3 separate regions of the Homo sapiens genome follow, and regions 2 and 3 are each linked to region 1. A link is a loop called in an ENCODE intact Hi-C map of the cell type or tissue named here. Cell type or tissue: endothelial cell of umbilical vein. All regions are shown on one strand. Links, peaks and the distances in the headings refer to the core of each region. The heading gives the core; the rest is flanking DNA.

What was found. A loop is a pair of places that touch in the nucleus more often than their neighbours do. Peaks named below come from ENCODE experiments on the same cell type or tissue, not always from the same donor. Only the 100,000 strongest peaks of a DNase experiment are listed, where the experiment ranks them.
Region 2: it touches region 1 in a loop (5-fold over the local background); 10 of 110 quality-filtered maps call a loop at or near these places.
Region 3: it touches region 1 in a loop (7-fold over the local background); 9 of 110 quality-filtered maps call a loop at or near these places.

Annotation. Positions count from the first base shown.
Region 1 is chr11:119,726,250-119,736,908 of GRCh38, forward strand. It overlaps NECTIN1 (nectin cell adhesion molecule 1), which reads right to left and starts at 2,951. Exons shown (of 6, transcript NM_002855.5): 1 at 2,226-2,951. The coding sequence starts at 2,304. NECTIN1-DT (NECTIN1 divergent transcript) reads left to right here and starts at 3,334. Exons shown (of 4, transcript NR_120587.1): 1 at 3,334-3,557; 2 at 7,408-7,501; 3 at 10,558-10,659. RefSeq lists enhancers at 533-1,475, 2,275-3,136, 3,137-3,997 and silencers at 2,547-2,866, 2,927-3,336. In endothelial cell of umbilical vein, for the core only: a CTCF peak has its summit at 3,219 (motif pointing left); DNase peaks (open chromatin) are centred at 3,102 and 3,842; H3K4me3 peaks cover 3,017 bases; H3K27ac peaks cover 922 bases.
Region 2 is chr11:119,348,504-119,359,408 of GRCh38, forward strand. USP2 (ubiquitin specific peptidase 2) reads right to left here. Exons shown (of 13, transcript NM_004205.5): 5 at 10,728-10,839; 6 at 10,521-10,631; 7 at 10,270-10,334; 8 at 9,646-9,749; 9 at 9,478-9,558; 10 at 9,254-9,332; 11 at 8,980-9,087; 12 at 8,684-8,804; 13 at 6,712-8,419. The coding sequence ends at 8,332. Among named protein-coding and RNA genes, the nearest start is that of MFRP, 7.3 kb to the left of the region's middle. RefSeq lists an enhancer at 9,321-10,520. In endothelial cell of umbilical vein, for the core only: CTCF peaks have their summits at 7,972 (motif pointing right), 8,171 and 8,377; DNase peaks (open chromatin) are centred at 4,558, 7,968 and 8,358; H3K4me3 peaks cover 755 bases; H3K27ac peaks cover 346 bases.
Region 3 is chr11:119,638,855-119,646,854 of GRCh38, forward strand. It overlaps LOC105369520 (a long non-coding RNA gene), which reads left to right. Exons shown (of 4, transcript XR_001748413.1): 4 at 642-763. LOC124900303 (a long non-coding RNA gene) reads left to right here and starts at 3,178. Exons shown (of 2, transcript XR_007062919.1): 1 at 3,178-4,135. It also overlaps a transcript of NECTIN1 not described here. In endothelial cell of umbilical vein, for the core only: a CTCF peak has its summit at 3,322 (motif pointing right); no DNase peak of the experiment used is centred there; H3K27me3 peaks cover 196 bases.

The DNA of each region.
Region 1 (10,659 bases), core at 1-8,000:
AGGTGATGCAAAGTAGGGTGTGGGCTTGCAACTTCTGGGCCAACCAGCCTCCATCCAAGTGTCAGACTGGGCACAACCATATCCACCTGCCTCCCTGCACCCGTGGACCCTAGAGCAAGCAAGCAGAGAAGGCACCAGGAGCCCAGCCACTGGGCAGAGGAGCTGGGCGGTCCGGGAACTTCGGTGCATGGATGCTACCCATCAGTCAATTACAGTCAATGGAAGAGCATTTATTAAGTACCTCTCTCAACCCTGGTTCCTTTCTCTGCATCCCACCCTTTCATGTAGATTTTTGGCAGGGGTTGTATCCACCTTGAGCCAGGTGAGTTCACCTCCCTGCTCCCACTTCCTGAGTGGGTGGAGCACAGCAGGCCTCTAGCCCCCAATGAAGGAATTAACCATGAAGGAATCACAAAGCTGGGGAAAGAGAATAACAAAAGGAAGGAGAATAGGGTGAGTTCCTTCCCCTTCTCCCAACCCTTCCCACCACCCTTTGTCCATCCCAGGATTACGTTAACCCCTAGTGTGCTGGACCAACCAGAGCTCTGGGAAGCTCTCGTTTCTCTGGGTTCCGGATGTGGACATATGTAATTGAAGGGTTCCTGGAAGCTCAAATCCCCATGGCCAGGCAAGTCCTAGAGCCCGAACTTCTGTATCTCTGGCTGGCTTCCCAGGCCATCCAGTGTGAGAAGACCTCTCACTCTCACCAAGACCACCCTCTGGGGGCAGGGTGGGCAGTGACACCTGTGAGCCCTGGATTTTCCCCACCCCCCACATCGAGCAGGGCAGCACCCCAGGCTTCACGGGTGGAGGCACCCCAGTACTGGCTTTCACAAACTGCTTCCCAGACATCCACCACTTAGTGAGATTGGCGGGGCCCTCGTAGTGAGCTGGCTGGCAGCAGAAGAGGCATAGAAGGGAATGAGGCCAGGCTTCTGCCTTCCAGGAGTGCACCCTAGCCCCGGAACTAGGCAGCCAGACTGTTCCCTCGATAACAAACTGCCTGGCCATTCTGCGGCAAAGCACATTGCAGGAACTCGGGATCTAATATTCCTGCCCCACGAGGAGATGGTCTCTGTACACTGACCCCCTATTCTGCCACCCCAAGGCGGGGACCACGTGCTCCAGTCAAGATCCGCCCCCCTCCCCAAAATCCCATCTTGCTAGAGCTGCAGGTCGTCTCTGGTTTCTACCCAGAGAGCTGGAGGAACTCCCCACACCCCTTGACCCACGCTTGGTGTCCAGTCAGCCGGCGAGCTCGGCAGCTTCCCCAGGGACACAAAGGGTTAAATCCAGGCGAGGGGACTCGGTCGGATTTGCCTCCTAAACGCATTTTCCAGTTCATTCCCCAGCACAATATGCCTGGGCTGGTCCCAGCCTCCGTCCCCACCCCACCCGTCAGAATGGGCCACCAGGGCCACCCCGGGGTCGGGCGCGAGGTTAACCCCTCGGCTGCCGGCAGCCCGCACCTCGAGGAAGGACACGCGGGGCACCCTCGGGAAAGTGGGTCATGCAGCTACTTGGATGGCAGGAAGCCCGCGGTGTCTCCTCCAGGGAGAGCCCCCAGAGCTGGGAGCAGAGTTCCGAGGGGGAGCCCGGTCCCGCGCCAGGCCGGGAGGAGGCTGCCCCGGCCTCACCCTCCAGGAAAGGAACCGCAGGTGAGCGAGGAGCCGCCTCTGCCGCAGCAGCCGACTCTCCGCGCCCGCTGTGGGGCGGTGTGGGGCGGGAGGGGGCCCGAGCGTCCTGAGCCGTCTGGCAAAGGGGCCGCCGAAAGAGACGAAGCCCCCCCGCCATACTCCAAACCCGCAGCTCCGAGACTGACGCCCTCCCCCTGGGGCTGTTGTCTCCCACCCCAAGACGGTGATTACGGTGATTATTTTGCATTTATGTAACACGCAGTGTTTCCAAACTGCTTCCCGAGCAGAGAGCTGGTTATTAAATAAACAGAACGCTATTACATATTATTATTTTTTGTAAAGAACTGAGCGGAGAAAGTGCTTTCATGCTACATAGAGACGTGCATCTGACTGCTTCCCTGCAGGGCAGGCGGTTCGGCTTCTCAACCTCTTTCTCCGCCGTGCCACCTCCCACCCCCTTTACCCAAGCCGTGACCCAACTTTTCTGGCTCCTTTCACTCCCCACAATCCAGTCGTGCCCGCCATCCGGCTCCCAGCCCCGGGGAGGCATTGGATGGGGGTGGGGACAGCAGAGGTGAGCGCTCTTACCTGGGAGGAAGAATGCGGTCAAGCCGAGAGCGAGTCCCCACCAGCGTCCAGCGGCGCCCGCAAGCCCCATCCGAGCCATCGGGGGCCGGGGGTCCGGCGAGAGGGGCGGCGAGGGCAGCGCTCCTCGCGCAGCAGAAACCAGCCCGGAAGATGAGGGAAGATCGCTGGCGGTCGGCGGGCGCTCGAAGGATCCAGGTCAGCTGCAGCCGTCGGCCGGGGCGGGGTGGGCTGGGTGGGATCCGCGCGGCCGCAGTCCGGGCCCCGGGCCGCCGCCGGCTCAGAGGCTCGGCAGATGCCCGCCGCAAGTTGCACGAGTCATGCCCCTTCGCCTCCTCCGCTCTCCTCCCGGCGCCGGTCCCCGCCCTCTTCTTCCACGCAGAGCGGGGCTGGGGAGAGGGACCCACCCCCGGCGCGCCCGGCTGCCCGGTTGCGCGGCGCGGGCTCCTGGCCCCGGCCCGCTCACACCCTCCCGCTCGGCTCCAACTTGCAGGCGTCCATGGCCGGCCGTCCTCCGAGGGTGGCGGGACGCACCCGGGCGGCGCAGAAGGCTCGGGGCCCAGGCGGCGGGCGCGGGGCTCGGCGGTCGGCGGCCCGGGTGGCTCTGGCTGCGCGGCCGGGCGCGAGGAGAACGGGTCGGAGGCGCCGCGCGTCCCAGCCGCCGCCGCTCTGCCGGGTGCCGGCGATCCGCAACAATGTGGAGCCGCGCTCGCTGCTCTCGCTCTCTTTCTCTCACTCGCCGAGCTCCAGCCTCTCACCCGCTCGCCCGTGATGTCAGCCAGAGGGGAGGGGTTAGCGTTAACCCCCTCCTGGCCTCGATGCGCGCCCGCCGGGGCCCGGTCGGAGCCCGAGCGCACGCGCCTTCCCGACCGAAGCAGAGGCGGATCGCGAGCGCGGGCTGCGGGGTCCGGCTCAGGACCCTCGCTCGGGAGCTACCCCTCGGCCGCCTTCCAGCTGGGGAGCCGGCTGGAGCGCGGGCTGCCCTCCTCCTCCGCTGACAAAGGCAGGCAGTGACCCCTAGCGGCCGGCGGCGCCGAGGCGCGGCGGGTGGGGGTGGAGTTAGGACCGGGCCGGGGGCGGCGGTGGAGGAGAGGGCGGGATGGAGAATCCCGGCTAGCAGCGTGGGAGCTGGCAGGGCTTCTGCAAGCCCTCTGCTCCCACCCTGGCCCCATTTCACAGACGAGGAAACAAAGGCCCAAAGAAGAGTTCCGCCCGGGACGGAACGTGGCATAGCTCGCAACAGAACCCAGTCTCCGGAGATCCCTCTCCTCTGCACCACTTGGACGTTCCACGGAGAGGCAGCGGTGCGCGGGGCGACGGGGAGCTGCCAGAGAAGTCAGTGGTGGGCATGAGTGGGTGAGACGGGCCCACTGAGGTTTCTGGTAGAGTTTCTTTTCTAATCCCTGCTCCCTTCGGGGGTTCCTTTTCCAAAAATTGAAGCACCCCGCGCCCCGCCCTTGCCCAAACATAGCCTGAAAACGAGCTCTCCTCCAGTTTCCAGGACCTTAGTTTTGAGAGATTTGTGGGATTCCCGCGAAAGTGGATCGTCCAGTCAGTGTCCCTGGCAGGGCAGGGACTCTCCGCCCCATCCCGTTCACCACCCACTACATCCGGGTGTGGTAGGATTTCTGCCAAGGCGACTGCGCCCTCCGGGCCTTCCCTCTTCCCCTTACTCTGGTCCTCCTATCCCCATCCCCTCCCCCTGGGGGAGGAAGACAGACAGAGTTTCCCACTAAGGAGAGCCGAATTCTCCCCAGACCCTGGCCGGACACTGCTCCCTCTACCCTTTGCCCAGCCCTCTAGGCGGGCAGGAGCAGAGGGGAAGTGGCTGTTTCTGATAACACGTAAATTCTGGTTCCTCACTGGAGAAGGGGCAAAGACAGCGCCATATTCCCACTGTCTGGAATCCGGCCCTGGAGTGTCTCGGTTTCTCGCGGAAGTAGTCAGATCTGGCATTGTCATGAACACTCACCCACTCACTGTATGGTCTTTTACATTTAACAAATGTAACCTGGGCTTTCTTTGTGTCAAAACACAGTGCCTGGCTTGGGGATACAGAGACATCATCATTGTCCTGAAGGAACTCAATCTAGTTGAAGGGTGGGGGAAGACAGACATAGAAACGGATGTCGTAAACAAATATTTAATATGGGATTGTGTGGGTTTGGTGGGTCACAGAAAAAGTGCCCAGTTTAGCCCGGGGTGGGGTTGGTGTAAAGGCTTCAGGGAAGCGAACACAGGGTCTCGGTGAGTCATCTATCAGACCAAGGTAAGTGCTGGAGGGCAGAGACATAAAAGAGACTGGATTTAAGGTAGAGGGTCAGCACGAGCAAAGGAATGAAGGTAAGCAATAGTCAGGTGAGTAGGGGGCCCACAAAGGGTTGACTGGTTTAGCCTGAGCCTAAGACTTGAGGAAAGGAGAGGTCTGCAGATTCGTGAATCATGCCCGGTAGCTGCTAGGAGGGTTTTAAACTGGGGAACACGCTATCAGATTTAGTTTGTGGCAGCTGGGAATCTCCCATCTGGCTGCTGAGTGCTTTAAGGGCCAGGGTTGAATTGAATTCATTGTGATGGCCTTTAGCTCTGTGCCAGGCACACTGCAGGAGCTGAAGGCATGGTTTGAAGGGGCAATCCCAGATGTACCAATGTCTTCTTGTTCCCTGCTCTTACCCTCCCATCCTCTCCATCTTTATTTTATTTTATTTTATTTTATTTTATTTATTTTATTTTATTTTATTTTATTTTAATTTAATTTAATTTTATTTTATTTTATTTCATTGAGACAGAGTCTTGCTCTGTTGCCCAGGCTGGAGTGCAGTGGCGCCATCTCACCTCACTGCAACCTCTGTCTCCCAGGTTCAAGTGTTTCTCCTGTCTCAGCCTCCCGAGTAGCTGGAATTACAGGTGTGTGCCACCACGCCCGGCTAATTTTTGTATTTTTAGTAGAGACGGGGTTTCTCCATGTTGGCCAGGCTGGTCTGGAACTCCTGACCTCAGGTGACCTGCCCTCCTTGGTGTCCCAAAGTGCTGGGATTACAGGCATGAGCCACTGTACCCGGCTGCACTCTCTCCATCTTTAGGTCAGGCTTCTTTGATCCTCTGATCTTAAATGAGCTTCCAAAGAGGGTGCGGCCAGCAGGGAAGATGTGGCTGCCTGGGGATTGGTTGGGTGGAGAAGATGGAAGCAAGTAAGTGATATAGTATGGTTGTTCACTCATCATCTTTAAACAAGCAGGGAAGGTTGCTGGGGGAGGGGACATTTAACTGAGACCCTGAAGGACAGATCAGATTTGGACCAAAAGAGGCAGGAGAGAGACTCCTAAGTGGAAGGAACAGCTTGTACAAGAACATGGAGGTGCGTGGAGGTGGGAGAGGTGCCACCTGTGTTAGGACAGTAGGCATTCCAGTTTGTTTTGCGTTTTAGAGATGTATAAGAGAAAGGGACAGGTAGGCGCAAACAGAAGGCAAAAGGACCAGAAGGTTTCCTTTAGTGACAGGGAAGAAACACAGGATCAAGCAGCAGGAAAGCAGGCTTTGGTTCCTGCTCTTAAGCTGTGAGCCCAGGAGTCACTCTTGCTTCTTACCTCTTCCTGAACCACCATGTTCCAATTTTGTTGATTCTGCCCCTGAGATATATATATATATATATATCCTTTATATATATATATATAGTCTAGTGACATTGATATGCCCCTGATATGCCCCTGAGATATATATATATATCCTTTATATATATATATCCTTTATATATATATATTCTTTATATATATATATATAAAGTCTAGTGACATTGCTCCATTTCTCCTGTTATTAATCTAGTCCATGCACTCATGATTTCTACCTGGTCTTTACAATACTTTCTGACAGTATAGCCAGTCTGCACTGAGATGGGGAGTAAAATGTAACAGTCCAGCACATGGAACTCTGGAGAGCTAATCTGCCTGGATTGGAATTCTTAAACTCCAGCTCTGACACCCAATAGCTATGTGTCCTTGGGCAAGTGACTTAACTTCTCTGTGCTCAGGTACCTTCTCTGTAAAACAGGGAGAAATAAGAGCACCTACCTCTTGAAGTTGTGAGGATTAAATGAGCCTTGAGCCAAACATGTGAAGTGCATGGAACAATGCCTGGTGTACAGTAAAAACTGTCTAAGTATTAGTCATCATTATTATTGTCATCTGTCTCTCCACATCCAGTTTTCCCCTTCCTGAAAATGGTTTATATATATTTTACAAGCTTTATTTTGAAATAATTTTGGATTTGCAATAGAGTTGTGAAAATGGTACAGAGTTTTCATATGCCCTTCATTCATCTTCCCTGAATGTTAACATCTTATAGAACCATGGTACATCTATCAAAACTAAGAAATTAGTGTTAGTATAATACTATTAACTGAACTACAGAATTTATTCAGATTTCCCCAGGTTTTTTCCCACTAATGTCTATTTTTTGTTCCACAATTTAATCCAGGATACAACATTACATTTAGTAGTGGATTATTTTCAAATGCAGATGGTCAAGTTGCAATGCCCAGGAACAATTTCTTGGCCTGCCAGACTCTTAGACCAGTGTCAAGTCCTCAACAAGGCCTAAGGGGCCCATGCCTGCTTCTGCAGCCTCATCTCACCCTGCTCTGAGGCTTCAAGGAGGAGCCACTGGGATTTCCAATCATCCCCTGCTATAGACTTTGCATACTTGGGACCACTTTCGTGATGGTTTATAGTGCCTGATTCACTCCCCATTAGACTGTCAGCTCCTCCAGGGCAGGGATCATGTTGCTGTTGTTCTCTGCTATATCTCTGGCACCTAGAACATGCCTGGTACCTGATAGGCTTGTAATGAAAATGTGTTGATTAACTCACATCCTGTGCCACTTTCTGCCAATCACTTCCCCTCTCTGGACCTCAGTTTTCTCATCTGCAGACTGAGGAGTTTAATTTGTTCACTGGTTTTCCAGTTGTGTTTTGGAAACCCTAGAATTTCCTGGGCTCAACAGGAGCCACATTTAAAGAGCATGTGTTTTCATGTGCTTGAAAATTGGGCTTTTGAGAAAGATATCTCTTAATGGATTTTGAAGATTCTGCTGCTTAAAAAGGTTTGAAAACGTGACAGATTATTGTATATTATGAATTACATATAGTTGCATGATTTTACAACTCCATTATTTATTTATTTATTTTTGCAGGCAGTGGGGAGCCATGGAAAGTTTCTGAACAGAGAAGCACTTATTGGGAACTGTCAGAGCTATGCTTCAGGAGATGAATCTGGCAACAACGTGGGTAGGATGGACAGATGATGATTGGTCAGTGAAGGAGGAGGGGAGTGAGGAGAGAGGGTTGTCATGGAAGCCAAGTGAGAAGAGGATTTAATAGAGGAGGTGGAGGAGGTTGCTAACAGTGTCTGATGCTGCAGAAAGCAGGTGGGGATCAGAAGGGGTCTTTGGAAGCAGTGGCAAAACCACCAGTGACCTTTGAGAGAGGGATGTTGGTGACTAGGCAGGGGCTGAACCCAGATCAAAGTGGGAGGAGGAGCAACTGGAAGGTGAAAAAGCAGAGGCAGCAGGTATCCTCTCTGCTTTTGAGAAGTTTGGTGGCGGACGGAATGAGCAAGGTGGATGAGAAGCTCGGAGAGGGTTAGCAAGACAGACCAAGAGGCTTATTTTCTCCTTTTTCATCGGAAATCAAAAGCTACTGAGCATCTTGTAGTCAGAAGGAAAAGAGCTAGTGGACAGTGAGGGAGTGGAGAAGCAAGTGTAAGAAGTGAAATAGGGTGTCATTTATGGAGCAAGTCCTGGGTTGGGGGGCACTGAGGGTGGGAAGGGGTCAGCCTTGGAAAGGAGAAGACCCATCTTTCTCTGAGCCTGGAGGGAAGGTGAAGAGAGTAGTGAAGGTGGAAGTTTTGGGGTGGAGTAGTGAAGGGGGAAGTTTATAATAAGGTCATTGCAGTACAGTGGGAGCTGAAGTTATCTGCAGAGAGAGGTTGGAAAGCGGCTTCAGACTTCACAATTGAGAAGGCCAAAGGGAGTGTTAAGTGGGGTATGACTACCAAGCTTCCAAAATCTATAGGGAGAAAGGAGCAAGCATCATCTGTGTGTCTTCATAGGGAAAAGTCAGGACCAATGGTCATATTTTTGGGGGAGGTAGATTTCAGTTTAATCTAGGCAAGACTGTTGAGGGATCTTAGTTGACCGACAATGGATTGACCTCCCAGTCACTTTTCAGACTCAGGCTGCAAGCCCGTTCATCAGGCATGCTGTGCATGGGCTTCTTGCCCTGGCATGGAGCATGGATGCAATGAGTTCCATGTTCCCTCCTGGCCCTGAGACTTGATAACTGCAGGAATGACAGCCCACTTGAAGAGCAGGCAGTTGGGCTCACCTTTCTCACCCACCTCAGGACTGGAGGCATGAGGTGGGGAGACTAGACGAGATCAGCCCTGGGGAACGTACCATCCCTAGGAAACTCTCCTCTGAGCCCTCCCTTGACTTCCACAGGTTCTTTCAGAGAGGCAGCTGTTGGGCTTGGAAAAGGCCCAAAGTCAATACAGTAATGACTTCCCCTCCTGGTCATATCCCAGGCCCCTCTGTGTCATTCAGAAATTGGCTAATAAAGTTCACTTTGATGTGAGAGGAGCCCTATTAAGAATTCCCCAAGATTCCCCAATCCCCTGAAATCTGTCAATAGGAGAAGATATGTTGGAGTGGCATGCTGGATGGGGGTCACCCCCTTTTGTGTCCCCAGTCCTTACCCTGGTGTCAGTTGAGGCTGAGAGCAAGGGGAGAGGAAAGGAGGAGGAATCCCATGAAGAAAGTATGGCTGAAGCCTTAGCCAACCCCAAAGAGGACCCAGCTGGCATGGCTACCCTCTTGCCCTAACCTGAGGCCAACCTCACCTCAGGCAGTGCTCCCAGGGTAGATGGGAAGCCACAGCACCTAATTACTATGGTCATCACGCTGGTGGCTGTGGTGATTATGATGGTGCCTCTGTATCCCACAGCGCTTAGCAACATTTAATTACTGTTATTCCTATGGAGATCACTGCAGAGTCTTGGCTGCCATTGCTCTTGGGGATGGAGCAACTACACACAGCTGCACCCACTCCCCAGTCCAATGATCCACTGTGTTGAAGTGCTGCCAGGATGGTTAACAGACACCAGCCTCTCCCTTGTGGGCCATGGTGTCCCAGCGATCTGCATGGCTTTTGGGGCTGAGCTCTGAGAGGTGATAGGAAGGCCCAAGTTCCATCTTGAACCATCTAACTCTCCAGAAAGAAGGGAAATTGTTCTATGCCTTGTGTCTGGTCAGAAGGCCCTCAGTATACTTCTGTGAATCATGACGTCCCAAATCCTAAAGAATTCTGGTTGTGAGTAGAGGCGGCACTCCTGATTAGGGATGGGAGCACTTAAAACTCAACGGTGATACTGAGAAGAGGGTTTCATCCAGGATCCGCATAGACCGGAGAGCTTAGGTCATGAAGATGGGAAGGGACGGAGTGGAGCTTCTGTGTGGAGCATGCCTTATGTAGAAAGATGAAAGGGAAAAGGGCTTTGAGAAAGGAAGATACTCAACCTCCCACCCACACTTTCCTCCCTTTGATGATGCTCTTATATCCAGGGATGGGTGTTATGGTCAGGATAATTATCAGGATGGACTACTTGTCTAGAGGAACCAGATTTTTCTTGCAAGTTATGTGAAAACCAAGAAATAGAAGGTATTGTTAGGGAAGAGCAGAGTTCCTGGATCAGCCCAACCCCAGCAGAAAAAGCTCATGGTTGATGCCTGCCTGGGAGTGGGGAGGTAAGGCTCGGGCTGTGGAGCTGTGGGTCTTGACTCTTTGGTCTCAGACCTTTTCGGGATCTGATGAGCGCTGTGTCCCTGAAAACTGCACATACGCACAAGGACAGTGTTTGCATGGCAACCTGCTGAAGCCCAGCTGGGGCCTTGAGTTAGGAATCCCTGCTGAAGAAGGAGTGCTTTGGGAAGGAGGCAGCCCTGAGCCCAGACTCCCTGTGATCTGGGCTAATGACTGATGCTAATGACATGGAGAACCCCAAATGAGGAAAGTCCAACCCAGACCCTTCTATAATATGAAGTGAAAAGAACAAGTATTATCCATAGACTGCATTATAATTCTGTAAAAATATACACTTATAAAGAGAAAAATGTGAAGGTGACATGGAGAAATGAAAATAATTTGTGGGTGAAGAGTTTTTATTTTATTTAAAATTTACTTTAATATCATTATGAGGCTACTTTAATAATAGATTTAATTTTATTTCTCTATTATGTAAAGTGCTTTTCCTGAAGAAATGAGCTTTCAAATTATATTTGATTTAGGTTAATATTAATGCCCTGTACATCCTGAGTACATGTTTCCAGAAAGAGGTGATCCAGGAGGCTGCCAAGTGGCCTGCAGGTGACATCCAGAGGGCAGAAAAT
Region 2 (10,905 bases), core at 1,432-9,431, 380 kb before region 1:
TTACTAATTTTTTTTTTTTGAGACGGAGTTTCGCTCTTGTTGCCCAGGCTGGAGTGCAATGGCGAGATCTCAGCTCACCACAACCTCCACCTCCCGAGTTCAAGGGATTCTCACACCTCAGCCTCCTGAATAGCTGGGATTACAGGCGTGTGCCACCATGCCCAGCTAATTTTGTATTTTTAGTAGAGATAGGGTTTCTCCATGTTGGTCAGGCTGGTCTTGAACTCCTGACCTCAGGTGATCCACCTGCCTCAGCCTCCCAAAGTGCTGGGATTACAGGAGTGAGCCACTGCGCCCGGCCCATTCTTACTAAATTTTTTTTTGTTTCAGAAAATATAGGAGGTTTTTTAAAATTTTTTTTTAATTTTTTTTAATTTACAGTTTTAGTAGAGATGGGGTCTCACTATGTTGGCCAGGCTGGTCTCAAACTCCTGGACTCAAGTAATCCTCCTACCGCAGCCTCCCAAAGTGATGGGATTATATGGTTTAAAAACATTATTGGCCAGGCATGGTGGCTCACGCCTGTAATCCCAGCACTTTGGGAGGCCGAGGTGGGCGGATCATGAGGTCAGGAGATCGAGACCATCCTGGCTAACACGGTGAAAACTGTCTCTACTAAAAGTACAAAACAAATTAGCCGGGCGTGGTGGTGGGCGCCTGTAGTCCTAGCTCCTTGGGAGGCTAAGGCCCGAGAATGGCGTGAACTCGGGAGGCGGAGCTTGCAGTGAGCCGAGGTTGCGCCACTGCACTCCAGCCTGGGCGACAGAGCGAGACTCCGTCTTACTTTAGCTTGTAAAGGGTTCATTATATTAAAATTTATTGTTTAAAAATTAGTAAGAAAATACTTAAATTTCTCTCGGCTTTAATATTAATTTGGTAAATATTAATAGATAGAACCCACATAAAGCAAAGGTCTTTGGGGTTCTCCATAATTTTTAAGAATGTAAGGGAGGTCGGGTGTGGTGGCTCATGCCTGTAATCCCAGCACTTTGGGAGGCCGAGGCAGGTGGATCACAAGGTCAGGAGATCGAGACCATCCTGGCTAACACAGTGAAACCCCATCTCTACTAAAAATACAAAAAAGTTAGCCAGGCGTGGTGGTGGGCGCCTGTAGTCTCAGCTACTTGGGAGGCTGAGGCAGGAGAATGGCATGAACCTGGGAGGTGGAGCTTGCAGTGAGCTGAGATCGTGTCACTGCACTCCAGCCTGGGTGACAGAGCAAGACTCCGTCTCAAAAAAAAAAAAAGAAAAAAGAATGTAAGGGGGTCAGCTGGGTGCGGTGGCTCACGCCTGTAATCCCAGCACTTTGGGAGGCTGAGGTGGGTGGATCACCTGAGGTCAGAAGTTCAAGACCAGCCTGGCCAACATGACGAAACCCCATCTCTACTAAAAATACAAAAATTAGCCGGGCATCGTGGTGAACGCCTGTAGTCCTGGCTACTTGGGAGGCTGAGACAGGAGAATTGCTTGAACCCGGGAGGCAGAGGTTGCAGTGAGCCGAGATTGCGCTGCTGCACTCTAGGCTGGGCAACACAGCAAGATTCTGTCTCAAAAAAAAAAAAAAAAAAGAAAAAAAGAATGTGAGGGAGTCTTTTGAGAAGTGTGGTTCACTGGACAGAGATGAAGACAGTTTACTGGGCCGTAAGTCTGGAGATTAAATGCTGGGTAATCCGAAGAAACAATGACTTCCTCTGATGGGGCCAGCAGGAGGACTTCCTGGAAGAGATGAGCCTTTAGTCTAAAGTTTGAGGGTTGAAAAGGATTTGAATAGGCAGAACTTGGGGGTTGGTTAGGGAATTCCAGGAAGGAGGAGAGGCTTAGCACTGTGGCCTGAGGAGCTTGGTCACAACTGGGTCTCAGAACTATTCCTGTGAGTGGGGAGACAACAGAAGGGAGGCCAAGGGGAGGCCTGGAAGACCAGGAAGCTTCTCTCTGCTTTGCTGTTACCCACGGCCATCCTCGACTACACCCAGGATGTAGTAGAGGCCGCAGAGTGCCTCTGTGGGCACAGGCACTCCTGCAACTGTCTGCGTTATGAAGGGGTTTCTGGAGGAAAGGAGGGGAGCCAGGGGCCAGCTCAGGGTTGGGGAGTGGCACACCTAAAACACACTGAGAGTGAAATCCACTGCAGACCCCTCAGCTCATTGCCTCACGTCATCCTTATTCCAGCCCCGGTGGCAAGAGGAGGGAGGTAGGTGTTTTCTTCTCATTTTCTGGATGCCACCAAGGCTCCTGGAAGTTAAGTGCCTTTGCCCAAAGTTGTACAGTTGCCCAGGGGCAGGGCTGGGTTGCAGAGCTGGGGCTGTTGGAGTCCTGGTTTCCACTTTTTTTTGTTTTTGTTTTTGTTTTTTTGAGACAGGGTCTTGCTCTGTCACCCAGGCTGGAGTGTGATCACAACTCACTGCAGCCTCCACCTCCCAGGCTCAAGCAATCCTCCTACCTAAGCCTCCCAAGTACCTGAGACTACATGTGTGCACCACCATGCTTGACTAATTTTGTAGAGAAGGGATCCCCCTATGTTGCCAGGTCTCGAACTCCTGGGCTCAAGCAATTCTCCTGCCTCGGCCATAGGCTTCCCTAGTCTTTAGAAGCATGAGAGATAGCAGCTCAATCCCATTACTACCTCCAAGAGGCAGATGCCCCCAAATATCAGAAAATTGGAAAAGCCAATTCCTTGATTTTGGAATCCCTATTTAACGGGCACTCTGTTTAGTTTGGGCAATGCTATACTTACATACATCAAGTGTATTGTTAAGGAAGAGAAGATAGAAGCATCCAGAGAGATGAGAGGAATTAAATATTTGCTAAATAGGGACAGTGTTGGTTTAAAAAAAAATTTGCTGAGGATCACCCACCATGAGAATCTCAGTGGAGCTTTGATGGTATAGTCCTGGAAATGGGAGTTGAGCGGGGGAAATGGAAGTTTGTTGAGTTGTTGAGTACCTACTATGTGCCAGACACCCACCCATCCCATCCCCTCCCCTCCTCTGTCCTCCCCTCCCCTCCCCTCTCCTCTCCTCTTTCCTTTCTCCCTTTCCTTTCCTCTCTCTCTCCCCTCTTCCTTCGTTTTTTTTTTTTTTTTTGTGTGTGTGCATGTGTGTGTGTGACAGGTTCTTGTTCTGTTGCTTAGGCTAGAGTGCACTGGTGTGACCACGGTTCACTGCAGCCTCAACCTCCTGGTCAATTGATCCTCCCACCTCAGCCTCCCAAGTGGCTGGGACTACAGGTGCATGGTGCTATGTCTGGCTAATTTTTGTACTTTTTGTAGAGACAGAGTTTTACCATGTTACCCAGGCTGGTTTCAAACTCCTGGGCTAAAGTTATCTGCCCATCTTGGCCTCCCAAAGTGTTGGAATTACAGGCATGAGCCACTGTGCCTGGCCAGACACTGTTTTTCTTAACTGGCACTCACAACTCTGAATAGGTAATGTTATGCTCAGATTACAGATGAGGAAATTGAGGCTCAGAGAGATTAAGTAACTTGCTTGGGCTGTGAATGTTAGTCTCTTTCTGCTGCCTCCTGCATCCTGCACAGGTGCTTGTTTCTGCTCGTAGAGCAATGAAGGATGGGGACCCTCAGAGGTGTCCAGCTCAGACAGACCTACTAGGGTCCAGGTAGGAGGCAGATCATGGTGGTTTTGCTGTTGGGTATGTGTGAATGTCACACTGCTGTTTGGCTCAGTTCCTAATAGATGCAGGGTTGGAAAATTTGCTGCAGAAAGTCCTGCAAAATGCTGTCAATTATTCAAACTAAAGACAGAGTACTCGGAAAGAGAACTGGGTAGGGAGTCAAGATACCCAGGTTCCATCCTGTCTCTGCTTCTGACATGCTATGTGGCCTTGAGCAAGTCTTCTCTAGGGCTCAGTATCCTCACTGCCAAATCGAGATCATGGACAAGGTGACCTCTATGATCTAACTCTAAAGCTTTGTAGAGGCCGGGCATGGTGGCTTACGCCTGTAATCCCAGCAGTTTGGGAGGTCAAGGCGGGTGGATCACCTGAGGTCAGGAGTTCGAGACCAGCCTGGCCAACATGGTGAAACCCTGTCTCTACTAAAAATACAAAATTAGTCAGGCATGGTGGTGCATGCCTGTAATCCCAGCTACTCGGGAGGCTGAGGCAGGAGAATCGCTTGAACCCGGGAGGTGGAGGTTGCAGTGAGCCGAGATCACATGACTGCACTCTCACCCTGGGTGACACAGTGAGACTCTGTCTCAAAAAATAAATAAATAAAAAAATATATAAAATATAGCTTTATAGAAAGAAGTAAGCATTCTGAGCATTGGTCACTTAAAAAAATTCTATAAACTGGAACCAGGGAACTAGAGTTAAGTTCCGTATCTTGGGACTTGAGCATGTGTTTAGAGGAAAAGTGACTTAGAATGATTGATAACATGGGAGTGGAGACCTTCAAGATCCACAAGTCCTATCTCAGTAATTTGCAGATGAGGCACGGAGGCCCAGAAAGAGGGAGGTTCTTGTTCAAGGTCACACAAGAGCAGTTGCAGGGGAAGCCCCTCCCCTAGGGAGAGGCCTGCTGGATCAAGAGCAAACAATGAGGGAAGAGAGCCAAGTTGCTAGGAGGCAAAGCTTGATGGACAAAAAAACGTGGGGACAGACCTGCGTGTGTTTGTGCTCTGTGTAACACTAGGACCTGTTGCCATGGGGATGAGAAAGCACCACAGATTAATTACTGAAGAGCTGGGAGCAAGGGTGGCGGACCTGAGTGGAGCCCCTGCCCTCAATGTCTCCTAGAGTCCATCTGTTCCCCAGTGGAAGACAGCAAAAATTACAGGGCTGCTTCTACCTCCAGTGAAGAACTAGTCAGAGTACAGCCATTCACTTTGCTACAAGCCTCATGTTTTTATTTTGAGGGGATCCTGTTTGCCTGCGGCTTGGGGGCAATCATCAGGGTAAGATTTCCAATCACAGCCTGGGTCAGGCCACCCTCAGGGCAGGCCAGGGAAGTTTGGGTCCCTCAGGGAGAAATTCCAAGTTTTAAGTCACTGTCATTTTCAATCCCTCTTCTTCACTCTTGGGAAATGCTTAGAAAAATGCCCCCACAACTGTCCCCCTCCATGAGGTGGGTTTGATAGCAGCACACAGGCCTTAAGTGACAGCAGGTGCTTCTGTCTCAGCAAGGATGGAATAGTCAGGCCTTTATTTTTCAGTGTCTGGAGCAGTGAAGGCAGTGAGGAAGAATCCTGATGAAACACTCCAGGCTCACCTGGTGGAGCCTTCAGCTTCCCTAGTTCTAAGACCAGCAGCAGAAATGGAAAAGCTGAACAGTGCTAATGAAGAGGTGACACCAAAGGAGACGTGGGTCACCGAGTGCACCAAAGGCATCACCTCTTTTAGGGGTTAAATCTGAAGTCTTGAGAAAAAGCACTTTAGGGAACAAAGCCTGTAACATAAAGGTAACTGTTTCTAAGTATTAGGTGGTAAAGCTGAGATCTTTGACTTATCAAAGACTAAGCCCTGGCTGGGCGTGGTGGCTCACGCCTGTAATCTCAGCACTTTGGGAGGCCGAGTCAGGCAGATCACCTGAGGTCAGGAGTTCGAGACCAGCCTGACCAACATGGAGACACCCCCGTCTCTACTAAAAATAGAAAAATAGCTGGTCGTGGTGGCGTATGCCTGTAATCCCAGCTACTGGGAGGCTGAGGCAGGAGAATCGCTTGAACCCAGGAGATGGAGGTTGCAGTGAGCTGAGATCATGCCATTGCGCTCCAGCCTGGGCAACAAGAGTGAAACTCTGTCTCAAAAAAAAAAAAAAAAAAAAAAAAAGACTAAGCCCTGGTCACTCCACATCCAGGTAATGATACTCTGCTCTAAGAGCAAGTTTTGCTATATTTGACATCTGCTGGAGAGATGTATTTTATCTTATCATAGGTCTGTGAAAACACCCAAGTGTTTCTTTTTTCATAGAGACAGGGTCTCACTATGTTGCCCAGGCTGGTCTCAAACTCCTGGCCTTAAGCCATCCTCTCACTTCAACTTCTTGAATTACTGGTGTGAGCCACCATGCCCAGCCCCAAGAGTTTCAACCAAGAATTAAGAGAGTAGCCCATACCAGCATTAAAAAGTAGACAGTTCATTAAAAAAAAAAATGGACATGTGAAAACCATGTCACATAGGAGAATGTCCTGATTCTTAGGAGATGTATGCTCAAGTATTTAGAAGTGGTGATATAACACCTCACCTGAAAATGTTTCGGCAGACAGAATAAAGTACAGTTGACCTTTGAACAATGCGGGCTTGAACTGTGTGGGTCCACTTTCACGTGGATTTTTTCAACCAAATAAGGATAGAAAATACTGCATTTGTAAGATGCAAAACCCACATATATAGAAGGCTGATTTTCATATACGCAGGTTCTGCAGGGGTGACCTTGGGACTTGAATATGGTGCAGATTTTGGTATGTGTGTATCTTGGAACCAATCTCCCTGTGTATACTGGGGGATGGCTGTATATTTAAATGTGTTTGTAAACAATTGGTGAATCCAGATGAAGAATATAGTGTCCAAAATATGTATTGTTTCAGTTTTTAAAAAATTAAACTTAAATGTTCAAACTAAAAAGTGGGTAACTTTTTCCAGAAACTTGGAATTTACAAACTGGTTGAAACAATGAAATAGATGGCCCCTAATATACTAGGAGCCCTTCCTAGATTCAAACACTCCCAAATCAAGATTCCAACATCTGCCAACTGATTTCTCAAAGCTATTATTTATTCTGTACAAGGTTCCACTGTACATTAGACATTCTTCTACTCTTGCTTACACAGTAAACAAGTGTACACTTGCCCTTGGGCTCAGGTTCACAGGTCTTCTCTGGAGAAGGGTGTCAGGCCAGTAAAACTCAGGGTGTCTTTCTCTGATGCCTCCTCCTAGGAGCCTGGAATGTGCCAGGCTCCACGGGGCACAAGCCGGGCCCAGCTGTGTGGGTGAACAGCTTTACTCTCCAGGACAGCACAGAGTTTTATCCAACTATGTAGGGCAAAATTGAGCCCACAGGAAAGAACCATACAACTGAGGCAAGATGTCCCCAAATACCCAGGCTCCAGCTCCCAGGGCAGGACTGGAGACCAGCGCTAAGAAGAGCTGAGGGGTGGCCTGGGCATCCCTGAGAAACTCGGTCCAAAGGGCCTATTGTCTAGGAGGCTCTGAGAAGGGGGCGGGGGCAGGAAGGCCAGGGGGAAAGGGATGTTAAGAGAATAAATAAAAGGGAGAGAAGCTCTAGGGACGAGGGGCTTGTGCTATCCTTCAAACAGCTGGGGAGCAGACCAGGGGTGGGCTAGAGGACGTGGGCGGGAAGAACTTGATGCCCTGTCGGAAGGAATCTACCTGCTTTCTTCTTTGCCTCACTGCAATGCACAACGAGCCAGGGCTAAGGGCAGGATCCCTTTCCCAGGCGGGTTTGAACAGAGCACTGGGGAAAAGGGAAGAGGCTGAGGGATATTTCAGGAGGGGCAGTTACCCCCTGGTCCCCAAATGCTATAAGGCACAATTCTTGGAGGCAACTAAATTCCATTCAAAACATTAAAAAAAAAAAAAAAAAACCCAAACCCCCAAAACAGAAACTTGTTTTAGATCCCAGGTCTACTGTGGCTGTGCTTGGGGCCTGGCCAACGCCCACCTAGCACCACGGAGGGCTAGCATTAGAAAGTTGTACTTGGAAAAGCAATAAAAGGACCAGTGCAACGTCCCAGCTATGAAGAGGCCTGAAGGAGAGCACTCCAGTCTGAACACTTTAGTTATGGAAATTAAAAAAAAAAAGTTGGGCTTTTTAAAAACCAAAACCAGCGTTTTCCAAAGATGTCCCTTCGTCTGTCCCCTGGAGTTAGCAGCGTGAAGAGGGCTCTTGGCTCATGGCTCTGGACCGGCGAGCCGTGCGGGTGGAGATGGGCGCCGGCTCCTCCGCGGCGCGGGCGTCCAGGCGGTGATGCTCCCAGCGAGCTCCAGAGGGCGCTGTCCCCTCGGAGGCGCGGGCGCTGCGGCGGGAAGCGGCGCAGCGAGGGTCTTCCCCCCCAAGACACAGTTGTTTCTGACACATAGGAAGACCACAAGTTTACAAATGCAAACGCCGAGGGCACGGGGCGATGCTGGCTCCACGTCCAGGCGATCTTCCCTGCCGGGCCACAGCTCAGGAAAGCCCGGCTCCTTGCTCCAGACCCTGATCAGGCTGCATCCACTCCTGCTCGGCAGCTTCAGGTTTGTTTTTCTCTTGTCAGGTTTGTGTGTTGTTGTTGTTGTTTTGTTTTTGTCTTTTTAAAAAATTTAGGGAGCGGGGCCACCACGGGGAAGGGAGAAGGGACGTGGCTCCTGGCGCTACATTCGGGAGGGCGGGCTGGCCAGTTCGTAGAAGAGCAGGTAGGCGTCGCTGGTGCGCACTTGGCTGGAGGACATGGGAGTGACGCTGCGGAGAGAGCGGGGAGTCAGCCCGGAGCGGGCAGGACCGGGAGACCCCCCGCCGGCTTCTTTCTGTGCCCCCGAGGCCGGCCGGCCTGCCTTTCAGGGAGCCTCCCCACGGGCAGCGGCTTCGTGGCCTTAAACTTTGCCATCCATTCTCGGTGTAAGCCGTGCGGGGGGTGGGAGGGGGGTGGGTTTGGGGGGAGGGTGGAGGAGTGGGGGGAGAGTGGGTGGCTACAGCCAGGGGCTCCGGCCCTGCCCTGGCTCTCACCTGGAGTCGTTGAAAGTGTGCCATTCTCCTGTCCCTGGACTGCGACAGTAGGCTGTATAGTGGCCACCCATGGTGGTTCCGGAGTGATTGGACACAGCGTACAGGTTGTAAACAGCATGGTCTGAGGAGGAGGCAGCCGTCAAGCCCCCGAGGCCCCCCTGCCCCGACTTCCCCCCTCCAACCTCTCCTTCTGGGTCTCTCAGTAGCTGGTGCTGGCAGCTCCCCTTCCTCCTGCCCTCCCTCCGGCCTTGCACACCTGCGTCTTCATTCTGCCCTGCCTACTCAAAGATACTCACTGGTGTTTTCTGAGGCAAATTCTCTTAAGTCCAGGTCTCTTAGGGGGAAGTTCACAAATGTTGTGAGCTTGCTGGTTCGGATCCTGGATTCTGAGAACCGCTTCAGATCTGGCATTGACGTGAGTCAAGGATAGTCAAACCAATGCAGAAGGGCAGACAACAAAAGGAAAGCCTACAAGGTCCGTTTCTTCCGACTGTTCCCCTCACCTATGGGCCCCTTGTCATCAGTCACCCTTGAAAGTCATGTCCCAGCCCTGATGGATCTTAAGGATACGGAGCACCAAGATCTTTGGGAACCTCTGGATGGAGAACTTCTTTATACACCGTTTTCTGCCTCGGCAGCGACAGCATGTCTGAGAGACAAGACAAACAGAAAGAACTTGTGGGGAAGTCAGTGGGCCCCAATCCAGTCACTCCTCAACTGGATCTGCTGGTATCAGCCTCTTCCCAGTAGGTCCCACGGAAATTTGTTCTTGCTATTACCGAAGGGTGACTTACTGGCTTTTCATCTCCATCAAGCACATCCTCTTTGGTGAAGAGCCTCATGCAGTCCATTAATGTCACCTCAGGATAACCTCGCTGGGAAGGGGAAAAAAGCAAAGGTCAGAGGTCAACATGAAAGGACAGGAGAGGGAGTTCAACAAGGCGGGCAACTGGGGTGCATACCTTAGCAATGGGCAGTGAGAGGTCCCAGAAGGGGTCGAAGACCGTAGAACAGTAACCACAATCTGTACACGTCAGCGAGCTCTTTAGCTGCCCAACAAAGAGATCTGGGGAAGAGAAGGCCATGAGATGCTGAAATACAGGAAGTAGAGCATGGTCTTCTGCACAGCAGCTTTTATTTTTTTTTTTGAGATGGAGTTTTGCTCTGTCCCCCAGGCTGAAGTGCAGTGGTGCAATCTCAGCTCACAACAACCTCTGCCTCCTGGGTTCAGTGATTCTCCTGCCTCAGCCTCCCAAGTAGCTGGGATTACAGGTGCCCACCACCATGCCTGGCTAATTTTTGCATTTTTAGTAGAGATGGGGTTTTGCCATGTTGGCCAGGCTGGTCTTGAACTCCTGACCTCAGGTGATCTACCCGCCTTGGCCTCCCAAAGTGTTGGGTTTACAGGCATGAGCCACCATGCCCGGCCTGCACAGCATCTTCTTTCTTGCTGTTCCTGCTTTGCTTTGTTGAACACTAGGCAGAAACAGGCTTCCCCGGGAGAGTGATTCTTAGGGCTTTTCATGCTCCACTCAGGCAAGAGCAGGCAACAGTGAAAACAGGCATCTTCCCTTTCATGCGCTTACCCCCGATCCTACTGTCTTCCCGTTCTAGATATTTTCTCCACATCTGTCGGCCTTTCTCGTCATCACTGGGAACCAGAGAGAGACAACAATTGGGTCAAAGCTCAAAACTTAAGTTTAAGGGTCTGTCAATTTTGATCCTTCATCTTCAAAAGTAAATCAGATTATTCCCAAATCATTAACCCCAAAGTGGTGGGTAAAAATCTCGAGTTCACAAAAGTTTTGCTTTCCCACAGCATTCTCCTCTTACTTACGGAAGATGATCGAGGTTCTCAGGGTTGGACTTAGGTCTCAGTGTCACTCGGTTCACCTCGTTATGGAGCCCATCCAGAAGAAAGCGAAGGAACTCCTGAGCATCCTGCTGACTGAACCCAAAGGAAGGAGGGTGAGCAACACCTCTTGTCCTAAGAACCTGCTCCTACTGCCACCCACCTGAGAGGACATGTCTGCAAGGCCCTTACTTATAGCCAACAAAGCGCGGTGCGTATCTCTGGATCTGGGTCTTGAACTCAGATGGGCTCACCACATCATTGGGGGATGAAGTCCATATGGTCTGAATTAGTTTTGCAAACTCTATTGGAAGGAGAGAGTGTACAGGACAGCTGAGATATTTTCTATAAGAAACTCTGAAACTAGAAT
Region 3 (8,000 bases), core at 1-8,000, 87 kb before region 1:
TCTCCCCATCAGGCCACCAGACAGCTACCGGTCCCTGAGCCCCACTCACAAGAGCAGGCCCGGGAGCTCTGCTTCCCAGGCAGCCTCCTGAGAGGCCAGAGCTTGGGCTGGGGCTCCTCAGGGGTCATGGGTTACAGGCTGAGAGTGCCCGGCCACCTTTCCCAGGTGTGTCTGCCCCGGACCCCAGCCCAGCTTGGGATGGGAACCATGTGAGTCTCAGGTTTCCTAGCTCAAAGGACAGGGAGGAACCAGCAGCAGCACTGTGGGCCCTCACCCAGGGCGGGCATGAGGCCTCAGGTGCACGGTATGCGGCACCGACAGCCTTAGCCAGCACGGGAAATAACACATGATGCAAGATTTTAAAGATGAAAATCAACGTAAAAATCCGTGATGAACAAAACGTCCACATTGTAAGTAAAGACAGGATCCATCACAGTGGTGTGCTGGGTGTCTGATGCGAAAGGAAAAGTCAGTTATTCTAATCCTGTCTTTATTTACAATGTGGACGTTTTGTTCATCATGGGTTTTTGCTTTCATTTTGATTTTTTTAAAATATCACATTAAAATATGATTTATCCTGATGGTTGAGGGTTTTGGCTCCCCCCATATACTTTGTGCCTCTCTCTCCTCTCTGGTCCTAGGTCTGCCCTCACCCCTTGTCAACGGCTGGGAGCACGTAAACTCTTGCAAATTATTTAACCTCTCTGTGCCTCAGTTTCCTCACTATAAATCGTGGATGGTAATCATGCACCTGCTCCTCTGAGCTGCTGTGAGGATAAAATGCATCTTTATGAAGCCCTTTTGAACTGGGGCGGTGCCTGGCACGTAGCAATCACCACTCAGGAGGGTCAGCTCTTCCTGCCAAAGGGTTAGTTCCTGGTCCCCCAGGGTGGGGAGGCCCTAGAAAGGCCCTGAGCTTTCACAAGTTTAGGTGCTTTAAGTCTGGGGCTCCCAGGGTGCTGGGGAGCAGACCAGTGGGAGTTTAGTGGGCAGAGTCCTGCCTGGCTCACCCGGCCCCATCCGTCTCCGGTGGGCTCTTCTGCTGCCGGTTGTACAGGAAGAAGACAGTGAGCACAGCAACTAGGATGAGGAACACGGCCACGGTGCCCGCCAGGAGCCTGGCTGCACTTCCCAGACCCCTCTGGGGGCGGGGCTTTTCTGGAAACAAAAGACAGGGAAGAGGATTAGAGAGAGAAACTCAAGTGACCCAAAGAGAGTCAGAGATGTGAGAGAGTCAGACCCTGAGGCAGTACTCTGCCTTTGACATTGCACCCCCAGCTCCCCTCCCCATGGTGCTCCAGTTCTAGGAGGGGCTCCCAGCCGGTGTGGGATGGAGGCTCCTCCTCTAGTTCCCTATGACCCTGTAACCCCACACCCTGCTCTGATCCTGGGATCTGGGGCATGGAGGTAGAACAAGGGTGAGGGTATCTCCTGGACAGGCAGCAGGTGCTGAGATGGGGTCCCCACCCCGTCATTCCATTTCTGGCCCTGCAGGGAAGATTCCTGTTGAGGAGTTTAACTTCTTTCCCCTCCCTGTGCAATTAAACAAGCAAATGAACTAATGGGTGCTTCACCCTCCCAGCTTGGGACAGAGGGTGAGGATCAGGAGGGAAAGGCAGGAGCTGGGAGGGTCGATGAAGAAGGGGCACCTGGGGGTGCCTCCCGGGAAACCAAGCCTCTTCAGTACAGATAGGTGAAAAGCCCAGAGGGCTGTGGTCTAAGGTGAGGGGGCTGAGCCCACCTTCTGGACCCACCTGGTCATGGACCCAGAAGATTGCTGGGCTTGTCGAGGTATTTCACAGTCTGAGCTGGAGACACTGGTCTGTCCCTGAAGCCCAGGAGGCTGCAGAGACTGACCCTGTGGCCAGGGGCACATGCTGCTTCTCAGCGATCCAGGCTTGGCTGTGAAGCCACAGCTGGCCCTTCCAGTTCCTCCTTCTGCTGGGCTCGATTTCTCACCTCTGACCTTTACGACCCCAGCGTGGAGTGGGGGGTAGGGACTAAGGAGAAAATCACACACTTATGTACTCCTTCCTCTCCACTACCATATTACATATAATTAAACACGGAGAGCACCTGAATAGAGATGCCAAATTGCAGTTTGCAGTAAACATCATGGAGCCAATTTTCCTAAAGTGGAATTGACAAGTCCCTTCCACTCACTCACTCACTTACTCACTCACTCCCTCCTCATTCACTCACTCACTTTCTGTCTCTCTCCCCTTCTCTCTGCTCCATTCCAGTGCCCGGAAGGAGGGGGTATCTTGCTCCCAGTAAATTTGCAACCCCTCTCTGGCCTGTCTGCAAAGGCTCTGGCCCCAGCATCCATCCATCCACAGCTGGTGGCTGTGGCCGCCTTTGGAAGGCAGTTTCCCGTGTTGTCCAGGCTGGTCTCAAACTCCTGAGCTCAAGTGATCCTCCCGCCTCAGCTTCCCAAAGTGCTAGGATTACAAGCATGAGCCACCGTGCCTAGCTCCAGAGTGATCGTTCTAAACTACAAATCAGATCAGGCCACCTCCCTACTTAAGTTCCTCCAAGAGTTCCTCCAACAGTTTGTGGCCTTTATCAAAGCGTTAAGGGCTGAGGCCTTTCACGACCTGGTTCCTGGAGGAAACGCCATGCCGCCCCCAGCCTGGACCACTTGCAGCTCCCAGACAGGGAGCCCCTGCTTCCTCTCATCCTCAGGTAGCTAGTAGGAGCCACTCTGTCTGCCAGGGTCTCTCTTTCTTCCCCTTCTTTGCCAGGCCAATCCAGCCTGCAGGTTTAAGCTGGACGTGCTTCCTCCAGAGAGCCCTCCCTGCCTCCTCCACTGGAATGGGGTTCCTCCTCTGGACTTCCCCTGCACTCTCTTTCAGTCTCTTTTCTTTTCTTTTTCTTTTTTTTTTTTAGACGGAGTCTCACTCTGTCGCCCAGGCTGGAGTGCAGTGGCGCGATCTCGGCTCACTGCAAGCTCTGCCTCCCGGGTTCATGCCATTCTCCTGCCTCAGCCTCCCGAGTAGCTGGGACTACAGGGACCCGCCACCAGGCCCGGCTAATTTTTTTTTTTTTGTATTTTTAGTAGAGATGGGGTTTCACCATGTTAGCCAGGATGATCTCGATCTCCTGACCTCGTGATCCGCCTGCCTTGGCCTCCCAAAGTGCTGGGATTACAGGCGTGAGTCACCGTGCCTGGCTTCTTTCAGTCTCTTTTCTACAGACTGTGATTGCACGTCTGACTTGTCTCCCCAGCCCTGCACAGTGCCTGGCATGCAGAAGTGCTCAGTAAGTGTGGTGAATGAATGAAGGCTTGCCTGAATGTGTAGTGGGCAGTTCTGGGAGAGGGTCCACCGGGCGGGCCTCTGGAATCTCACCTTCCACTAGGGGGAGCTCTCACCTTGAGTCCAGCCACCACCACGCTGGATGCTACGAATTCAGTTTCCCTGGACACAACTCAAACCTATATCCCCTTTTCTTCTCAGCACAGCTGAGGCAGGCTGGCATTTCCAGAGGGCTAGGGTGGGAGGGGGAGCAGTAGGGAAATGAACACATACCCTGTCCGGCTCACAGAGTTCAGGTTTCTCTTCTACCACGGTTGGCCCCACATGGAATCCGAACAGGAGGAAGAGACAGGTTCAGGACAAAAGGCTGGGATTTCAGCCCTTACTCCCTGCCTCCAGGAAACTTCTCTCAGAGGCTTTCACCCATCATCCCCTCATGGACTCTGCAGCCACTTTGCCAAGAGAGGGTGGCAGCTGTCTCTATAAGGGCCCTTTCATCATCCTTACAGTGCAAACAAAAACACAGCCATCCCTCGGCATCTCTGGGGGATTGGATCCAGGACCCCTAGCGAATAGCAAAATCCAAGCATGCTCAAAAGTCCCTTATATAAAATGGTGTAGTATTTGCCTATAACCTATACACATCCTCCCATATACTTTAAATCAGCTCTAGATTACTCATAATACCTGGTACAATGTAAATGCTGTGTAAATGGTTGTAATACTGCATTATTTAGGAATAACAAGAAAAAGGTGTACATGTTCAGTGCTGACACTACTCTCCATTTTCTTTTTTTCTGAGTATTTTTGATCTGCAGTTGGTTGACTCCACGGATGCAGAACCCATGGATGGATACAGAGGGTTGACTGTATAAGAAGTGAGTCTGTGAATGCACTCGTGTGGGCATTAGGAAAACCAAAGGCTAAACAGGGTGGGATGTGGTGGGCAAGGCCTCACACGTGCCAGGGCCACAGTGGATAACTCTGATTTTGTTCCCTCCAAATTGCCCTCACTCCCTGTCCCACCCTCTCAATATCTGAGTGCAACTTCCATTGTCACCATGGGCCTTGCCTGATGCACCTGGAGGGTCGCACCCTGGTGGAAGAAATACTAGTGGAGAGAAAATGAGATGTGGGGACAAGAAAAGGGAAATCCAAGGAGGAGAAATTGGCCTCAAGTCTCTGGCATGCAAGGCACTGTGCCAGGTGCCTTTGCTGATTTGGGGCATATTTGATCCTCGTATTGAGCCTGCAAAATGAGATAATGTTATCCCTGATGAGCAAGATAAAGCTCAGAGAGGTTAAGTAATTCGTTCAGGATCGTCCAGATAGTCAGTGGCTGAGGGCACTGGGATCTGCGCCTGTGTGCTGTTCTCCCTGCCTCAGGCTGTGGGGTCTTAGTATTTCTCATCCCTCACTTGGCATGGGCCTGCCATCCCCCTTTTCATCCCTTATCAGACATAGCCCTGCCTACCCCCTCCCTGAATAGGGGGGCCCTGGTTGCTTTGTCTCTGAGCCTCCCCTTGACAGCTGTGAGGAAGGGGCCTGGTGCTGGCCCCAGCCAGAACCCTGGCATTGAGCCCCCAGACACTCTCTGGTTACACCGTGACAAATTGGTTCCCCCGCTCCCAGCTCCGCAGGCTTGAGGGCAGGCCCAGTCACCTGCAGGCAGCTGGGTCTGGCTGTGAGCCGGGAGAGCTGGAATCAGTGTCGGGGGGTGGGGGTGGGGCCTCCAGGGAGCACTTATTGCCCACCAGGCTCCGGGCTGGACCCTGTCCTTGCAATGATCCTGGGAGGTTGGCTATGTGCCTCTTGCTGTACTGCAAAAGGGCAGAGCAGTCAAGTCAGCAGTCCAGGTCCCACAGCTAGGGCCGCCACAGCTGGACTTGGGTCCAGTTGACCACTGAAGTCTCTGTCCTGTTAGTCATCAGGGCCTGGGCTCCTCTCAATGGCTTCCCTGGGAGAGCCCGCACTCGGTCCTGGCTCACGCCGCAAGGATGGCCTCTGGGGGTCACACCAGTGACACTCCCTGGGCCTCAGTTCTCTCACCTGTCACATGGTGACAGTGCATCTGGTTTTCCTGTCCCTCAGACTGAGATAGTGAAATCCATGGTTAGGGGGTAAACACAGATGGGTTCATTCTGGGGGCTGCAGGCCGCGTGCTACTGGGGCTTCTCTGCTCTTCCAGGAACAGCTCTACTGGATTCACTGAGGCCTCGTGGTTTGGGAGCCCGAGGAGCTTTGGGTCACACCCAAGTAGCCAGCAATCTTCACCTGCTTCTCCCGACCACCCCCCTCTCAGCCAGATGTCAGTGTTCCTGCACCCCAGGCTTCCCTCAGGGTGGGAAGCGAGCCCAGACATCCAGCTTCACGGCGTGCTCCCTTGCCCTACCTGTTGTTCCTCCTTCAGTTAGACAAACGTGTGCCTCACACTTCTATGTGCCAGGCATTGTGCCCGGTGTGAGGGGCTTGCCCCCTGGCTAATGGAGGAGTCATACACGTATGCAAATAAGTATGCTATTTTGTGATTCATGCTGCAAGAGAGGTCTCTTCCCACAGAGCAGGGGGCCTTCTGAACAGGGTTTTGATAGCATAGTAGGAGTTCACCGCGAGAAGAACATTGTAGGCAGAGTGAGGAGGGCTACCGGGGCACGTGTGTGAAATGTGGGGTATATGAGGGAAATTCCAAGTATTGGATATGGCTGGGAAATGGGCTGCAAAGGGAGAAAGACAAGGAATCAGGGGGCTGGGAGGAGGGGGCAGAGCATGCTCAGAGGTTTAGATTTCTAATAGGTGATATTAGGTAATAGTAATGCCCTCTCTCCTGCCGCCTCTCCCTGGGGACACAGACACTACCTTTCTCATGAGCTGGATTGATAAGGGCTGTCCTGGAGTCACCTCCTCCAGAGCTCCCCAGGGCAGCCACTTGGCACTTCTGCCCCTGAAGCTGTCCTGGGTTGGTCTGCCCTCTGCTTGTCTCCTCTGATGCAGGCCACAGGTGTTTGCGGGGAGCCAGGAGCTCAGAGCAGGCTGGGTGTTTGGACTTGGTGCCTGGAGGTCAAATTGGCTGGAGGAAGGGCTGATTTTACCACCCAGGGCCCATCCAGTGGCTGAGTCTGCCTGGCCATGTCTCCAGCCCACGTGTGCTGGACTGACCTTTCCCCCAATGACCAGAGAGGCAAGGGCTGGAGGCAAGTCTTCCTGGCCAACCCTCCTGTGTTCGGAAGGTCTGGGGCAGACTCCAGCGGTCTCACTGCTGGGAGGGCTCCCAAGTCTTATCTGAATGTCATTGTTACGTTGAAACCCAACTGTGAGAACCCAGGACCCCATCCACAGGGACAGGAAGCTTCTGACTTCATAGGCTGGAGCCAGGGGACCTTGCAGGCTGGCAGGACTTCTGGCACACCCTTCATGCTCAGGGACCAACAGTGGCCATCCCTGCACTCCTGTAGCGTCAGCATCCAGGCTAAGCTCCTCAGCCTGTCCCCCAAGGTCCAGTCAGGCCCATGTTTTGTCCCACACATGCCTTGCTGGGTGTTTCCAGCTTTCTCTGTCTCCGTCTCAACATCTCATTTCCATTCCATCGTCCCAGAACTGCAAGCTGGGCTGGCTGCCGCACCGTCACACGTGGGGGTTGTGGGACTCTCCCCTTCCCTTGCTCAGGAGGGGACATACCCCTCTCCTCCTCAGTTTAGCTCATACAGGAGGGAACTCTTTCAACTGCTTTCCTCTGAGCCAGGGTGGTGAGGGAACCCACCTAGAGACTCAAAACCGAAGAAGTCACAGAGTTCTTTCCTTGGCTCAGACTCAGCCAGGCCTCTGTCCTCCCCTTCTCTTAGGCTATAGGGCTAGGAGGCTCAACCCTCTTGTCTACAGCCTGAGGTGGCCTTCGGTGGGCTCTGCGCTGGAGCTGCTGGGAGTCCCCTGCCTCCTGGCCTTTTCCTTGAGTTGGGCTCCCGGTCTCTTCCTCTAGCCTGGACTGGCTTGCATTTCAGCCTTGTGTCTGTTCTGGTGGGCCCCTCAGTGCAAAAAGCCTTTTCTCCTTGGCCACACAGAATTTGCTCTGGTTCTGAACTCAGGTGGAGGTCATCTTGAAGTCCCATTCTTCAGACCTCCTGGATGGAGGCTGGAGGCCCTGAGCTCTGCAGTCCTGCCCTCTTTCCTCCCTTGCCCGACTTCCAGTCCATCTCCCTGGAGCTGATGTAAAGTGCTTAGTACAGTGCGTGGCACATAGTCAATATGTAATACGTGGTTGCTATTTTTGTTATTAGCTGTTCAATAAACAGAAATGGATGAAGTTGCTGCTGACGGTAACGGGGATGATGTTGGCCCATCCCCCCTCCGTAGAATCTCGGCTGCTTCACCTGTGCTGGCTCTCTGGGCCAAGTTAAACCCGTGGTCACATTATCATAATATCAATTATAGGTTTCATGTGCTTTTACTTAAATTATTTTATTTGATGCCCCCACCCCTTTGAGTCTGTTGACAGATGGTAACTGGAGCTCAGAGAAGGTTGGTGAAATGCTCAGGGTCACACAGCTCACTGATGAGGGAGGTGAGGGAGGAACCCAGGCAACCTGGTTCTCAGTGCAGTGCCTGGGGCCATTTTCATGCCCCCCACTGCCTCCATCTCTCAGTTTATCTGCAGAGGAAGATAGCTCAAGGTTGAGCTGGCCACCTTCTTAGCTGTCTAATCTTGGGCAAGTCACTCAAACCCTTTGAGCCTCAACGTTTTCGTCTGTG